Linked DNA regions of Homo sapiens: region 1 is linked to region 2. Evidence: read pairs that join two places in POLR2A ChIA-PET (ENCODE). Cell type or tissue: CD4-positive, alpha-beta T cell. All regions are shown on one strand. Each heading gives the region's core, and the rest is flanking DNA. Links, peaks and the distances in the headings are about the cores only. Region 1 overlaps PIK3CD (phosphatidylinositol-4,5-bisphosphate 3-kinase catalytic subunit delta). Region 2 overlaps CLSTN1 (calsyntenin 1).

Region 1 (2,899 bases), core at 105-2,604, 56 kb before region 2:
TACAGTTGTCTTGCCTGGTCTAATTCCATAATTCTACAGGAAGTTTGTTTTATTGGGTGACTTGTCTTTTACTAGGTTTCTGAAGCACTCAGCTTTGTTTTCTTCATGGAATCAGCTCCTTTCACACCCAGGGTGCACCCTCTTATGTAATAATTACATTATATGATTACACAGGTAAACAACTGCCATCCGATTGGAGCAGGCATGGCGACCTCTGTGGGCATGCAGAGACAGGAAGGAAGGCTCGACTCCATGGCACCCCGGGGGTGGTCAGCACGTAGAGGCCATTGGCCAGGGTGTTTGGTAAGGGCATGGAGAGCGCCATTCACCCCTGATTCTGCTAGGTAGGAGTCAGGGTAAGTCGTAGGGATCACAGAGCCTGGGCCAGAGGCAGGTTCAACTTAGAAATCCCTCCGGGACTAGGGGAAGCCCTCACTCTGAGAATGAGCACATGCTCCAGAAAGGGGGCATCAGGTAAAGTTTCTTTTCCCGTGGGTCCTGTCAGTAGCATTTGTACTTAGGAGCTTTGCCGTTTGCCAGCTGAAAGTTGCCATTTTCATTAACGTAGCTTGCCGTTTCTGTATCTAATAACAACAAACACTTTTGTAATATGTACCCTGTGCCAGGCAGTGTACTGGGCACTTTGAAAATACGAAGGTTGGCCGGGCGCGGTGGCTCATGCCTGTAACCCCAGCACTTTGGGAGGCCAAGGCGGGTAGATCACCTGAGGTCAGGAGTTCTAGACTGGTCAAGACCAGTCTGACCAATATGGTGAAACCTTGTCTCTACTAAAAATACAAAAATTAGCCGGGTGTGGTGGTGGGTGTCTGTAATCCCAGCTACTCGGGAGGCTGAGACAGGAGAATTGCTTGAACCGGAGAGGTGGAGGCTGCAGTGAGCTAAGATCATGCCACTGCACCACTCCAGCCTGGGCGACAGAGCGAGACTCCGTCTCAAAAAAAAAAAAAAAAAAGAAACAAAAAGAAAAGAGAGAAAAGGAAAATACTAAGCTAGCCGGACACTGTGGTTCATGCTTGTAATCCCAGCACTTTGGAAGGCTGAGGTGGGCAGATTGCTTGAACTCAGGAGTTTGAGACTAGCCTGGGCAACATGGCAAAACCCCATCTCTACAAAAAAATACAAAAATTAGCCAGGTATGATGATGCACACCTGTAGTCCCAGCTACTCCAGAGGCTGAGGTGGGAGGATCGCTGCTTGAGCCTGGGAGGCAGAGGTTGCAGCGAGCCGAGATTGCACCACTGCACTCTAGCCTGGGCAATGTAAAAAAAAAAAAAAAAAAGAGAGAGAGAGAAAGAAAGAAAGAAAGAAATGCTAAGCTAATTAGCCTTATGACAACCCTGTTTGAGGCCGGGCGCGGTGGCTCACACTTGTAATCCCAGCACTTTGGGAGGCCGAGGCGGGCGGATCACGAGGTCAGGAGATCGAGACCATCCTGGCTAACACGGTGAAACCCCGTCTCTACTAAAAATACAAAAAAATTAGCCGGGCGTGGTAGCGGGCGCCTGTAGTCCCAGCTACTCGGGAGGCTGAGGCAGGAGAATGGCGTGAACCTGGGAGGCGGAGCTTGCAGTGAGCCGAGATTGCGCCACTGCACTCCCACCTGGGCCACAGAGCGAGACTCCGTCTCAAAAAAAAAAAAAAAAAAAAAAAGACAACCCTGTTTGGTAAGTACTACTGTGATTCCCACTTTACAGATGGGGAAACTGAGGCACAGAAAGGGGAAGTAACTTACCTAAGTCTTACCCAGCCAGAAAGTGGCAGAGGCTGCTCCTAACCCTGCACCATGCTGCCTCCAAACACGGGCTTGTTCCCAGGAAGAAGTGCTGGGTTGGGGGAGGGGAGTCCAGATCCCAGGGAGGAGGACTCAGGAGGCCTCTGGGAGTCAGGCGGCTATGCAGGAGGGGCTTCCTGGCTCTTTTTCACTTGTCCCCTCACCCCCACCCCCCGTCCCCACCTTCCCAGGACTTAGTTGGACTTCCAGGCAGAGTTCCTTGTTTGTTTTTGTTTTGTTTTTTCCTTTTTTTAGAAACAGGGTCTCGCTGTGTCACCCAGTCTGGAGTGCAGTGCTGCGATCATAGTTTACTGCAACCTCAACCTCTTGGGCTCAAGCAATCCTCCTGCCTCAGCCTCCTGAGCAGTTAGGACTACTGTGTGCACCGCCACACCAAGCTAATTTTTTTTTTTTTTTTTGAGACGAAGTCTTGCTCTTGTCCCCCAGGCTGGAGTGCAATGGCACAGTCTCGGCCCACTGCAACCTCTACCTCCCGGGTTCAAGCGATTCTCCTGCCTCAGCCTCCCGAATAGCTGGGATTGCAGGTGCCCACCACCATGCCCAGCTAATTTTTGTATTTTTACTATACATGGGGTTTCACCATGTTGGCCAGGCTGGTCCTGAACTCCTGACCTCGTGATCCACCTGCCTTGGCATCCCAAAGTGCTGGGATTAGAGGTGTGAGCCACCGCACCCAGCCACACCAAGCTAATTTTTAGATTTTTTGTAGATATGGGGTCTTGCTAAGTTGCCCAGGCTGGTCTCAAACTCCTGGGCTCAAGTGATCCTCCCGCCTCAGCCCCCCATAGTGCGTAAGCCACCGTGCCCAGCCTAGTTCCTTGCTCTTGAAGGTCCTTGTGTCTGATGGAGTTGGCGTCTTGGACTCTGATCCTCTACAGCAAGAGTGGGCAGAAGGACGCAGCTCTGGTGCCTGGCCCTTCCCCAGTTGGCCTGGGGTGGTGCCCATTCTCCCCAATGCCAGGGGCAAGCAAGGCCTGGCCTCTACAATCTCAATGGCCTCCTTGCCCAACCCCTAGGCCTCTTTTGGGAAGTTGACCTAGGTGTCCTTGAGCTGGCAGTTGATACCATCTGGCTCCAGTGCACTGG
Region 2 (2,899 bases), core at 243-2,742:
GACATCCCCTGGGCGTGAGCGTCTGTCCGCTGTCTAAACAGAGCAGCTACAGGGACGGGACATGGAGGATGGCCACACATAGCACAGCCACCAGTGTCCTCAGAACTAGCAGTCAGGGTCACAGAACAGTATTCAAAATGATTGCCCACCTGTTTTAGAAATCTAAAATTTTACATGTAACTAAGAGCAAAGTGCTATGTGGGTTTTAGACCATGACTGTTTGTTTGCTCTCCTGCCCTACCACCAAGCAAAGCAGCAGGGCTCCTGGGGGAGAGGGATTTCAACCCCCCTGATGGCAGGGGGTGCTCTGGGGAGGAGAGAGGAGAGAACAGGCTGTTTTGGAAAATTCCAGCACTTTGACTTCGGGCCATGCGTCTCTCCTGGACGTTCTGAGTACGGATCGCTCAGGCCTCCTGCCGTCTCCAAAAGGAGTGGTCAGCCGGTCTGCAGGACACCTCTCAGTTTCTCCTTTTACCAGCAGGAAAATGTACATTTAAGCATAAACCACAAGGCTGCACACGGTGAGACCAGGCCACTGCCCAGGGAGCTGCTGTCGGAGGAGGAGTGTGGAAAAGGGGCCAGGGACCCCGCACCCCACACCAAATTAGGAACAGGTAGAATCCCAAAGGCAAGGCCCGGCCACTTGTAGCTACCCTGATCCAGTCTCTTGAGCAGCACAGCTAGAGGCCTGTGGCCCCCGACTCCCAGCCATACTCAGACCTGAGCAGGGGCTGGGGCGGGGCTGGGCGGGGTGGGCCTCTCCCTCTGGGGTCTGGGGAGGGAGGACCCGGCGGGAAGAGCCCGTGCTCAGAGCTCCGAACTTCACTTTACATTCCAGTCCCGGGTTACACTAGCACAAAGGACACAAGGAATCCGATTTATTTACAAAATATTAAAAAGTCAGTTAATCATCTACACAGTACCCCCCATCCTGCCATTATTTATACATGCACTAGTTTGGAAAAAATAAAAACTTTTTTTAAAAAAAGAAAAAAATGATTACCGGGTGGGAGTGAGCATGTTTTACCCTTTGTCAACGAGCCCAGCTGGCATGGCTTTTCTGGAGTGCGAGGGGCCAGTGTCCTCTCCCCGGGGGGAGACTCCAGACACAAACGCGGGGCCTGAGGCGCTGGGAGGCCCCTGTGCGAGCCGGATGGCGGCCAGAGAGGACGTGTCAGCTCCTCGTGGGACTGAAGAGCGCGACCAGGCAGAGGGTGGGCGGGGAGCCTAGGGTCCTACACACCAAGCACAGCGACGATCGTGGCGGGGAGGGGTCTGCACACCTACTGGCCGAAATGACTTTGTACATCGTGGACCCTTGGGACTGGGAGAACGGATGGCAGCAGAGTCTTCGAAAGCAGAAACCGAGGTGGCCGGGGGCACGGGTCAGTAGCTGAGGGTGGAGTCATCCCACTCCAGCTGCTGCTGCCGGGTTGCGTTCTGGGGGTCGCCCTGCTCCCCCTCCTCCTCCTCGCTGCTCTCCGACTCGGCGCTGGTGATGTCATCCTCTTCTTCGCCGTCCTCGCTTTCCTCTTCCTCTTCCTCTTCCTCCTCCTCCTCACTGCTGTGCTGGTCCTCATAGGTCTGGCAAGGAGAAGTGACGGCCACATGAGTCCGGCCCTGCCCACAGCCCCGTCACCTGGCATTCTCCTCTCGACAGCCACAGAGGAAGGAGAACTTGCCCCAGCGTCTCCCTCCCCAGCGACAGAGCAGCCAGGACGGCACCGGAAGTTATATTAGAAGTGAAGGGAAAACAAAGCTCCAGTCAGCACCCACGGAGTCACCCACATACAAAGCAGCTTGGGACAGCACCTCAGCTGCCCCACCAGAGAACTCTCTCAGGATTACCATGACCCAAGAGCGCCAAGCCCTGGCATGGCTCTTCTCTACACTTAAGGCAGAACGGCCTTGAATAAGGTCTCTCTCAGCCTCGGTTTACCCACGAAGACACCTAAGCCCCAGGCTTGCTGAGCAGATGACGCGATGGAAAGCATGTGAACCTGAAGGAGCCGCGCCGTACCGGCTTCTCGGAGGCCCTGGCCTGTGCTGCCTCTCAGTCCTGGAGGTCGCCCGCCCACTCCTACCTCCATGGGGTTGACGGTGATGGTCAGGGCAGAGTCGTCCCAGTCCATCTCGTTCTCCTTCCCGGTGTCCTGATCCCGCATGGTCCGCCGATGTGCGGCCCGGATCCGAAATACCCCCAGGATAATCATGAACACCAGGAAGCTGACGCACACCACGATCACAACTGTCGCAGTGCTGGGGACGACTGTGGGAGAATGAGGGGGCGGGATGCGAGGTCACTCGGCCCAGAAGGCCACTGTGCCCTTGACCTCCTCGGCTGTGCCTGGTCAAAACGGGCTGGACAGCACGCTTCAGCTGAACCCACAGGCCAGGAGGAAATACCAGGAAAAGCTCGCCATGGGCCTCCAACCTGGCTCGGCCACGTCCTGCTCCATGGCTGCGGGTGACATCATCTGCCCTCTTCGAGGGCTTTAGTTTCCTTGTGTGTGATGGGGAATAATTGGGACAGGGAAAGACCGGCGGTCATGCTGAGCAGGAGGCTGTGCCCACGGTGGGGTGGGGGCAGGGCGGACGGCATGGAGCATCTCCGCTTGGTCTCCCTCCCCATGTCCTACCTGCGAACGGGTGGGGGTTGGCCAGGTTGTGGCCTGACAGGTCAACAAAGGAGCGGTGTTCCGGGTGCACGAACTGTGGCTGGGCAGCCATGTGGTTGGCGTGTTCCATGGGGTTGGCCGTGTGGATTACATTCACCTATAGCAGAGAAAGAGAGGATCGCTGGAGACAGGCATCCTGAGCCTGTCCAAGAGGTGACAGTGGAGTCCCGCAGCTGGCATGACCAGTGCCACTCAGAGTGGCTCCTGGACCGCAGCTGGGG

What was found. ChIA-PET counts read pairs that join two places held together with the same protein. Peaks named below come from ENCODE experiments on the same cell type or tissue, not always from the same donor. Only the 100,000 strongest peaks of a DNase experiment are listed, where the experiment ranks them.
Region 1: POLR2A ChIA-PET joins it to region 2 with 6 read pairs; 7 of 35 experiments call an interaction of 5 or more read pairs at or near these places.

The regions. Positions count from the first base shown.
Region 1 is chr1:9,673,738-9,676,636 of GRCh38, forward strand. All of the region lies in intron 1 of PIK3CD (phosphatidylinositol-4,5-bisphosphate 3-kinase catalytic subunit delta), which reads left to right. All of the region lies in intron 1 of PIK3CD-AS2 (PIK3CD antisense RNA 2), which reads right to left. Among named protein-coding and RNA genes, the nearest start is that of PIK3CD-AS2, 12 kb to the right of the region's middle. In CD4-positive, alpha-beta T cell, for the core only: no CTCF peak of the experiment used is centred there; no DNase peak of the experiment used is centred there.
Region 2 is chr1:9,729,122-9,732,020 of GRCh38, forward strand. CLSTN1 (calsyntenin 1) reads right to left here. Exons shown (of 19, transcript NM_001009566.3): 17 at 2,640-2,775; 18 at 2,085-2,269; 19 at 1-1,584. The coding sequence ends at 1,387. Among named protein-coding and RNA genes, the nearest start is that of PIK3CD-AS2, 43 kb to the left of the region's middle. In CD4-positive, alpha-beta T cell, for the core only: no CTCF peak of the experiment used is centred there; DNase peaks (open chromatin) are centred at 310, 1,280, 1,620 and 2,150; H3K4me3 peaks cover 225 bases; H3K27ac peaks cover 455 bases.